Regions from separate parts of the Homo sapiens genome. Here regions 1 and 2 are each linked to region 3. A link is a contact called in ENCODE Hi-C data. All regions are on one chromosome and are shown on one strand. The core of a region is the stretch at or near the end of the contact, and the rest is flanking DNA. Distances in the headings are between cores, read along the strand shown.

Evidence for each region. Hi-C counts contacts between places; a loop is a spot of excess contacts on that map. Pooled maps may share reads with other maps.
Region 1: a loop to region 3 is called in a pooled map, with 3 times the contacts of the local background. The contact joins the promoter of C10orf88 here to the promoter of EEF1AKMT2 in region 3. A Hi-C loop is called at or near these places in 6 of 50 pooled maps.
Region 2: a loop to region 3 is called in a map of CD8-positive, alpha-beta T cell, with 8 times the contacts of the local background. The contact joins the promoter of FAM24B here to the promoter of EEF1AKMT2 in region 3. A Hi-C loop is called at or near these places in 1 of 168 maps with a recorded cell type or tissue (CD8-positive, alpha-beta T cell), 1 of 37 single-sample maps with no recorded cell type and 6 of 50 pooled maps.

What each region holds. Positions count from the first base shown.
Region 1 is chr10:122,952,861-122,955,560 of GRCh38, reverse strand. It overlaps C10orf88 (chromosome 10 open reading frame 88), which reads left to right and starts at 1,334. Exons shown (of 6, transcript NM_024942.4): 1 at 1,334-1,546; 2 at 2,529-2,700. The coding sequence starts at 1,383. It overlaps LOC124902519 (a long non-coding RNA gene), which reads right to left and starts at 1,119. Exons shown (of 2, transcript XR_007062325.1): 1 at 993-1,119. RefSeq lists a silencer at 1,539-1,618.
Region 2 is chr10:122,878,188-122,881,068 of GRCh38, reverse strand. It overlaps FAM24B (family with sequence similarity 24 member B), which reads left to right and starts at 1,488. Exons shown (of 4, transcript NM_152644.3): 1 at 1,488-1,584. FAM24B-CUZD1 (FAM24B-CUZD1 readthrough) reads left to right here and starts at 1,428. Exons shown (of 11, transcript NR_037915.1): 1 at 1,428-1,584. It also overlaps the pseudogene C10orf88B.
Region 3 is chr10:124,790,371-124,793,184 of GRCh38, reverse strand. It overlaps EEF1AKMT2 (EEF1A lysine methyltransferase 2), which reads left to right and starts at 1,298. Exons shown (of 7, transcript NM_212554.4): 1 at 1,298-1,461. The coding sequence starts at 1,352. RefSeq lists enhancers at 1-621, 685-994, 622-1,346 and a silencer at 1,125-1,184.

The DNA.
Region 1 (2,700 bases), core at 85-2,584, 1.8 Mb after region 3:
TTTCAATCTTGGTGAATTCACCTACCATACGTACATTCTGGTGATTACTTATAGAAAAATACATTTGGTCATCATTTTTCTTGCTTTGACACAGGTAAACAGAATGCAAAGTTTATTCTCATTTTTAGCTAGAGGGCACAAGTCCTAGTACATAAACTCAAACGAAAACATAAGCAAAAAGATTAAAGTAATGCGCACTGAGTCATGAACCCAGAATAGACAGCTCTGAAAGAAAATTAGAGTATGGGTGAGCAAAAACGTTATTTCCTAGAGAGGATACCACCTTAAACACAACTTTGGAACTCTAGATTATAGACAAGTGGAATTTCAGAGTTTGCTTTTTTCAAAAGACAGAAAAATAATCTGCACAAGCCTCTACAGGAGGAGGATGAGGGGGCACACTATATACAGTCCCATCCCGTGGGGCATCTAGAAAGTTCCATCTGCTCCCACTGTTCTGCATCCGTAGCCTTAAGTTCCTTCAAGACTGAGTTCATATTCTACTTCAACAGAGTTCTGAGACCCCCCCTTTCCACTCGCTGTTTCCAGTGCCATGAGGAGCGATCTCATGGGGCAGCCCCTGCCTTCGGTGTCTGGGTCTTTCTTGCATTTCAAATTTCTGTCACCTAGAGCGTCCAGCCCTGGATGCCCGGGTTCCTGCGGCCTGAGGGTTGCACATGGGGTCAGGGGGCGTCAGCTGAGACAGCACCCGGCGAAGGCCAGCGTGGCTCAATGCCCATCACAGATGCCCTTCAACCCCAAAACCCCATCATCCGCTTCAGCCCCCCTCTAAAGCGAGAATATGTGTGAGGGAGGCTAGGAGAATTCGAAGTAAAAATAACCCGAATCGGCAGCGCGTCCGCCGCGCTAGCTGCCACAAATGCTGCAGATCCGACGGAATGGAAGCAGAAAAGGCCCTGGCGTCCCCTTGGGAAAGAACGAGGTCAGGAGTCGGTCTTGCACGCAGCGTAGAGCGACGAGACTACACCTACCTGATCACAGACGTTCCACACCAGCTCAGCAACGGTCGTCCACGCCGCTTGCTGTTTCCCCACAGCCAACGTCGAAAACACCCTCGTGCCGGCGCGCAGTGCACCGCGCCTGCGCATAGTCTCCAGCGAAAGAGCAAGGGTCTGCCAGTGCGCATGCTCCGCTCTCGACCTCCTCCCCGCACACTTTGAACGCCGCGCCTGAGGCCAGCTGGCACATGCGCATGCGTGTCTCTGGTGCCTGCTCTCCCCACCAAAGCAAGAAGCGGCGGGTACTTGAAGCGGAGTGAGCCGGAAGTCGCTTTGCCTGCCCATTTCCACGCTGTACCGGCGGAAATTCAAGCACTGGAAGAGAGGTTCCGGGGCTGGGCTGGCCTGACTGAAGGCGGCGGAATGGAGACGCGGACCGAGGACGGGGGCCTCACCCGCCGCCCCACGCTGGCCTCTTCTTGGGATGTTGCAGGCGGGGCCCTGACCCACAGCCTCCTCCTCACCCGGGCCGGTCTCGGCCCCGGTGACTTCGACTGGGAGGAGCTGCTGGCACCGCCTGCTCCAGGGTGCGCCGGGCCGACGGGGACGGGGTCGCTATGCTCGGCAACTGCCGCGCTTCTAGGGGAGCTGTGAGGGGAGGCGAGAGGGTCTGAGCCCGGGATCCGGGAGAGCAGTTGGTACCAGGTCTCTAGTTGGGGAGGGGAGCTGCGAGGTCGTCCGGGGTGGGCGGAGGGGGGTGGGTCCGGCCGGGAAGGGGCCGAGGCTCCTGGGCGTGAGAGGGGGAAGGTGACCCGGACTCGGAATTTCATATAACGTCCCCATCAGGCGTGATAGCCCCTCAGGGCTGCTGTCAAAGTCAGTCCGCCCCTCTACCCTCAAACAAGACACCTCCTGTCCACCAAAACAGGCTGTGTAAAAAGTCCAGCTATAGATGATCGCTGTCGACTTAATTTCGAAAAAGATACACTTTTGTCTTTCATTGTGCCCTGCACCCAGTAGGTGCCCAGTGATTTATGTAATTATCCGAGAGTCAATTGCAGGGGATTGAGTAGAATGTTGATTGAGGAAAAAATAGAGTTTGGGAAAGCCCTGATGTGTGACACCTTCATTTCCGTATGAATTCTGTGTTGAGCGCTTCTTGGATGCTTGGGAAGGTGCTTGGACCTCAAGGGCAAGTGGAAGTGAGTTAGAAGAAAGAAGCCCCGGCCGGGCACGGTGGCTCACACCTGTAATCCCAGCACTTTGGGAGGCCGAGGCGGGCGGATCACGACGTCAGGAGATCAAGACCATCCTGGCTAACACGGCGAAACCCCGTCTCTACGAAAAATACAAAAAATTAGCCGGGCGCGGTGGCGGGTGCCTGTAGTCCCAGCTGCTTGGGAGGCTGAGGCAGGAGAATGGCGTGAACCCGGAAGGCGGAGCGTGCAGTGAGCCGAGATGGAGCCACTGCATTCCAGCCTGGGCGACAGAGCCAGACTCCGTCTCAAAAAAGAAGAGTCATGTTCAGAGAACTATACTGTGTGATGTTTTCACCAATTTTCTTCTCAGTCAGGATCTGGTGATTTTGAAGAGAAACCACAACAACAAAGATGAAAACCCCTGCTTCCTTTACCTGAGGTGTGGCCCTGATGGAGGTGAAGAAATCGCTTCTATTGGCATTTTAAGTTCAGCAAGAAATATGGAAGTGTACTTAGGAGAGGAGTACTGTGGAACCAGTAGG
Region 2 (2,881 bases), core at 239-2,738, 1.9 Mb after region 3:
TCCTAAAAATGAGGAAGCTGAACTAGATTGCCTAGAAGATGCTTTAATGGTCTAACCTTCTATGCCATAGTAGGTTTTTATCTTCTCTTCTCTAATGTAAACATCAATGTCAGAGAGTCAATCAATATTGCAAAAGGTGAACAGAATAAAGACACCAATTCAGGAGAACACTTTCCCGTGTACAAGTCACACAACTGTCATCCAAGACAGTACAAACATTCTTGCCCCTACTGGTTCCACAGTACTCCTCTCCTAAGTACACTTCCATATTTCTTGCTGAACTTAAAATGCCAATAGAAGCGATTTCTTCACCTCCATCAGGGCCACACCTCAGGTAAAGGAAGCAGGGGTTTTCATCTTGGTTGTTCAATCTTCTCTTCTAAATCACCAGATTCTGGCTGAGAAGAAAACAGGTGAAAACATCACACAGTATAGTTTCTGAACATGGCTCAAAACCCACTTGTTAGGCCATGAGGTTTATTCTAACAAATGCTCAACACAGAATTCATAAGGAAATGGAGGCATCACACATCAGGGCTTCCCCCTCTATTTTTTCCTCAATCATCAACGTTCTACTCAGTCCCCTGCAATTGATTCTCGGATACATTACTGGACACCTACTGTGTGCACAGGAGTAGGAGCAGAACACAATAGAAGACAAAGTGTATCTTTTTCGAAATTAAGTCGACGGCGGTCGTCTATAGCTGGACTTTTTACACAGCCTGTTTTGGTGGAGAGGAGGTGGCTTGTTTGAGGGTAGATGGGCGGACTGACTTTGATAGCAGCCCTGACGACCCGTCACGCCTGACGGGGACGTTTATGAAATTCCAAGTCCTGGTCACCTTCCCCCGCTCATGCCTCGGGGCCTCGGGTACTTCCCGGCCAGACCTACCCCGCCTCCGCCCACCCCGGTCCTCGCCTCCACCTCGCAGCCCCGCTCCCCCGCAGAGACCCGACACCAACTGCTCTCCTGGATCCCGGACTCAGACCCTCACGTTCCCCGAGGAGCGCGGCAGTCGCCGAGCGCAGCGACCCGGTCGCCGGCGGCCCGGCGCACCGTGGCGCAGGTGGCGCCAGAAGCTCCTCCCAGTCGAAGTCGCGGGCGCAGACACGAGCCCGGGTGAGGAGGCTGTGAGTTAGGGCCCCGCCTGCGGCATCCCAGGAAGAGGCAAGCGTGGGGCGGCGGGTGAGGCCCCCGTCCTCGGACCGCGTGTCCACTGCGCCGCCTCCTGCCAGGCCTCTCTTCCAGTGCTTAAGTGTCGGCCAGTGCAGCGCAGAAACGGGCAGGCAGAGCGACTCCCGGCTTACATCATTTCAAATGCCCGCCGCTTCTGGATTTGGTGAGAACCTGCACCAGAGAAACGCATGCGCATAAGCCAACTGGACTCGAGAGGCGTTCAAACTTTGCTCAGGAAGCGCTAAAGAGCGGAGCATGCGCACTGGCAGGCCCTCGCTCAGCCTTTGGAGACCATGCGCAGGCGCGGTGCACTGTGCGCGGGCACCACGGCGGTTTTTCGACGCTGGCGGTGGACGCAGGCAGCATGGACCACGGTTGCTGGGCGGATGGGGAGCGTCTATGGTCAGGTAGGTGTCGTCTCTTCGCTCTACGCGATGTGCAGGACCGACTCCTGACCTCGTTCTTTCCCGAGTGGACGCCAGGGCCTTTTCTGCCTCCACTCCGTCGGGTCTGCAGCATTTGTGGCAGCGAACGCGGCGGAAGCGCTGTCCATTCGGGTTAATTTTACTCCGAACTCTCCCTGCCTCTCTCATACACATTCTCGCGTTAGAGGGGAGTTGAGGTAGATATTGAACGGCGTTAGTGGTGGACGCTGGGCCACACGGGCCTTCCCCAGGTGCCATCTCATTTGATGCTCCCTGATCCTACGGCGTTGCCAGGACTATGCTGGATGCCCTCGTGACAGAAATCAGAAGGTTGAGAAAGATCCCAGGTGTTTGGATGGAGCGGTCGCCTGAGGGAGTTTTCCAGATGCCCCATGGAATAGGAAGTAGATCTTGCCTCTTTCTTCCTTTTGTACTCCAGATGCATTCTAAGTTGTGTACACCAGACTTCCTGTTCTTTATGCCCAGCCCATTGTAGTCATAAGTTAACTTTGATACATGTCATCATAATTGGACAGTCTAAAGGAAAATAGGCTTTTTAGAATTACCTATCTGAAACTTCATGAGCAAGATCAATACTATAAGCTGGATTTTGACTTCCTTAAATAAGGCAGAAAGCCTACAGCATTTTGTCGTCTCCCCTTTCTTTCAATCTCGTATGTTCAGTATTATCACCCAGTCTTGTTTTATTTTTGGTTTTTAAAGAAAAACTTCCCTGTCTTTCTCCATCTCTGCCTCTCTGTTTTGAAATACTAGCTTTCATCGGAACAATTCCAGGAGTTTCTTTACTGGTTGATAGTCATTATCTCCTCACCTGCGTTTCATTTTCTGCACTGCCCTCTAATCTTTTATCAATTGTCCTGATGCTTGATGCTTTCTGACTGAATCACCATCACCATTACTTTTTTTTTTCTTTTGAGATGGAGTTTCAGTCTGTCACCCAGGCTGGAGTACAGTGGTGTGATCTCGGCTCCTGCAACTTCCGCCTCTTGGGTTCAAGCGATTCTCCTGCCTCAGCCTTCTGAGTAGCTGGGACTACAGGCGTGCACCACCAGGCCCAGCTAATTTTTGTATTTTTAGGAGAGACAGGGTTTTGCCATGTTGGCCAGGCTGGTCTCAAACTCCTGGCTTCAAGTGATCCGCCCGCCTCGGCTCCCAAAAGTGCTGGGATTACAAGCGTGAGCCACCGCACCTGGCCACCATTACTTCTTAACAGGCATACAAAGCCCTTTATCCTTGACTTCTGCCTGCCTCCTAGACC
Region 3 (2,814 bases), core at 49-2,548:
GTTCTGACATGGTACAGGGAGGAAACACACAGAGGTTAAGACTTAGACAAGAGGCCAGGCGCGGTGGCTCACGCCTGTAATCCCTGCACTTTGGGAGGCTGAGGCGGGAGGATCACTTGAGGTCGGGACTTCGAGACCAGCCTGACCAACATGAAGGAACCCCGTCTCTACTAAAAATACAAAATTAGGCCGGGCGCGGTGGCTCACGCCTGTAATCCCAGCACTTTGGGAGGCCGAGGCGGGTGGATCACGAGGTCAGGAGATCGAGACCATCCTGGCTAACACGGTGAAACACCGTCTCCACTAAAAAAAATACAAAAAATTATCCGGGCGTGGTGGTGGGCGCCTGTAGTCCCAGCTACTCCGGAGGCTTAGGCAGGAGAATGGCGTGAGCCCGGGAGGCGGAGCTTGCAGCGAGCCGAGATCGAGCCACTGCACTCCAGCCTGGGCGACAGAGCGAGACTACGTCTAAAAAACAAAACAAAACAAAATTAGCCTGGCGTGGTGGCGCCCGCCTGTAATCCAGTTACTCGGGAAGTTGAGGCAGGAGAATCGCTTGAACCCGGGAGGCGGAGGTTGCGGTGAGCCGAGATCGCGCCATTGCATTGCACTCCAGCCTGGGCGACAAGAGCGAAACTTCGTCTCAAAAAACAAAACAAAACAAAACAAAACAAAACAAACTTAAGCAAGGCCAGGTGCCTGGGTCGAGGCAGAGCTGAGGCTTATCCGGGCATCCTCTCACTTAGCAGTCTTTCTTCCACAACACACTGATCCCCGTGTTTGGCGTATTGTGGAGAGTTGCAGGGCATTCCTTTCCCTGGACATAAATTTCCACGTCTACCGGTGACATCAAGTCACAAGAGGCCAGAACGCGGTTTTCAAGTCAGAATCTTAGCCAGAAACGAAGTTGGCCTCTTGCCAAGGAGCCAAATAACTGGATGGACGCTCGCACCCGCTTCGCAGACAGGCGCACGCAGTGGAGAGGTGAAGTGATTTCTGCGTTTGGGTAGAGCGGCGTCGGCTTTAGGTGTCCACGGTGCGGAAGCCAGCCGTTTTCCAAAATGCAATACCTCTAATGGTCCCTCACGAACAGCAGTCCCCAAATACAGCCGCTCTTGGACCTCGACGAAGGGGATGCCACTAACGCTGTGGGGAGAGCGCACGGTCCCCGCCGGCGCAGGGAGCCGGGGGTAGAGCAGAGGGCGTCGCGTCCCCATCCCAGCCCCAGCGCGGGGGCTGGAGCAGTCGAGAGGGCGGCCTCCCGCCGCCTAGAGGCGCCGGTCCGCTCGTCCGCTCTGCCTGTGCCCCGTCTCTATGGCGGCCCCAACGGCCGTCCAGGACGTGGAGCGAAATGAGCTCGGGCGCTGACGGCGGCGGTGGCGCTGCGGTGGCGGCGCGGTCGGACAAGGGCAGTCCCGGGGAGGACGGTTTCGTCCCGTCGGCGCTGGGGACCCGCGAGCAGTGAGTGTGACGCTGGGCAGGGGAGGATGAGCCGTGCCGCCCTGCCTGGGCCCCGAGAAGGGGACGGCGGGGTGGAGACCCGGGGCTCAGGGACAGGGAGACCCTCGGGGGCGTGACGGGAGCAGGGCCACCTGGCGGGGGGCTTACGGGGATTTCAAAGAGTGGAATCCCTAGGGGTCGCCCTACGCGGTTAACCGACGTTTCAAGGGATTGGAGCCCAAGGGGCTTGTGGGTGCGGGACAGGCTTTGGCTCCTGGGAGGCCTTTTGGGAGTCTCGAACCTGAGGGCCAGGCTTGGGGGAAAGGGGGAGAGGGCGAGGCTGGCGAATAGGGCTGGTCGGCGAGAGTGAGAGACCGAGGGAGAAGTGCTGGGCCTGGGAGCCGAAAAGGCTGAGTAGGAGGGGAGGGATGTGGGAGCTGGAAGTGGGGTGGGAATAGCGGATGACCCGAGGCGGGAGCGGGGAGATAGTGGGGGATCTTGGGGTGAAAGAAAGCGATCTGACCTCAAACAGACGCTCAGGAATTATTAAATGAATTAATGTGGGTGGATGAATGGCTGCAGGGAACAGTTGGGGAGAGGTAAATTGGCGGGATGAGAGGGAGCAGGGATTCTAGAGAATCATTGTAGGAAAAGAGACGGCAAATGAAAAGGATTCAGAGGGCCGGGTGCGTGGTGGCTTACGCCTGTAATCCCAGCACTTTGGGAGGCCGAGGCGGGCGGAGCACAAGGTCAGGAGATCGAGACCAGCCTGACCAACATGGTGAAACCCCGTCTCTACTAAAAATACAAAAATTAGCGGGGTGTGGTGGCGCACACCTGTAGTCCCAGCTACTCGGGAGGCTGAGGCAGGAGAATCGCTTGAACCCGGGAGGCGGAGGTTGCAGTGAGCCGAGATCGCGCCACTGCACTCCAGCCTGGTGACAGAGCGTGACTCCGTCTCAAAAAAAGAAGAAAAGCGTCCAGAGAAAATTTAAACGGAGGGCTAGAAGACTGGAATAGGCAGAGACAAATAGCACAGGAAAGAGACTGTGTGCCTGCACACTTGAGACCAGATGTGCTTGTTTCATCAAGTTTTGAACTTGGGTCAGGGACTTAGGGATACGTGGACAAATGTCTTTGTGTTTTTTTAGGCTAAAACTTATTGTTGTGCATCAGATATTGTCCTAAATGCTTTACATGTACAGTATAAACGTATTCTGCTTGCCCATGTATTTCCTTCTTTTAACTCAAGGACGTTAAAAGATTGAACTATGTGTATTTATTAATAACACTAGTGATGTTTAAACCTCTGTCATAAATAGCTCTGTAATGTATTAGAAACATACATTTAATTCATAATACAGTTTAATTCAA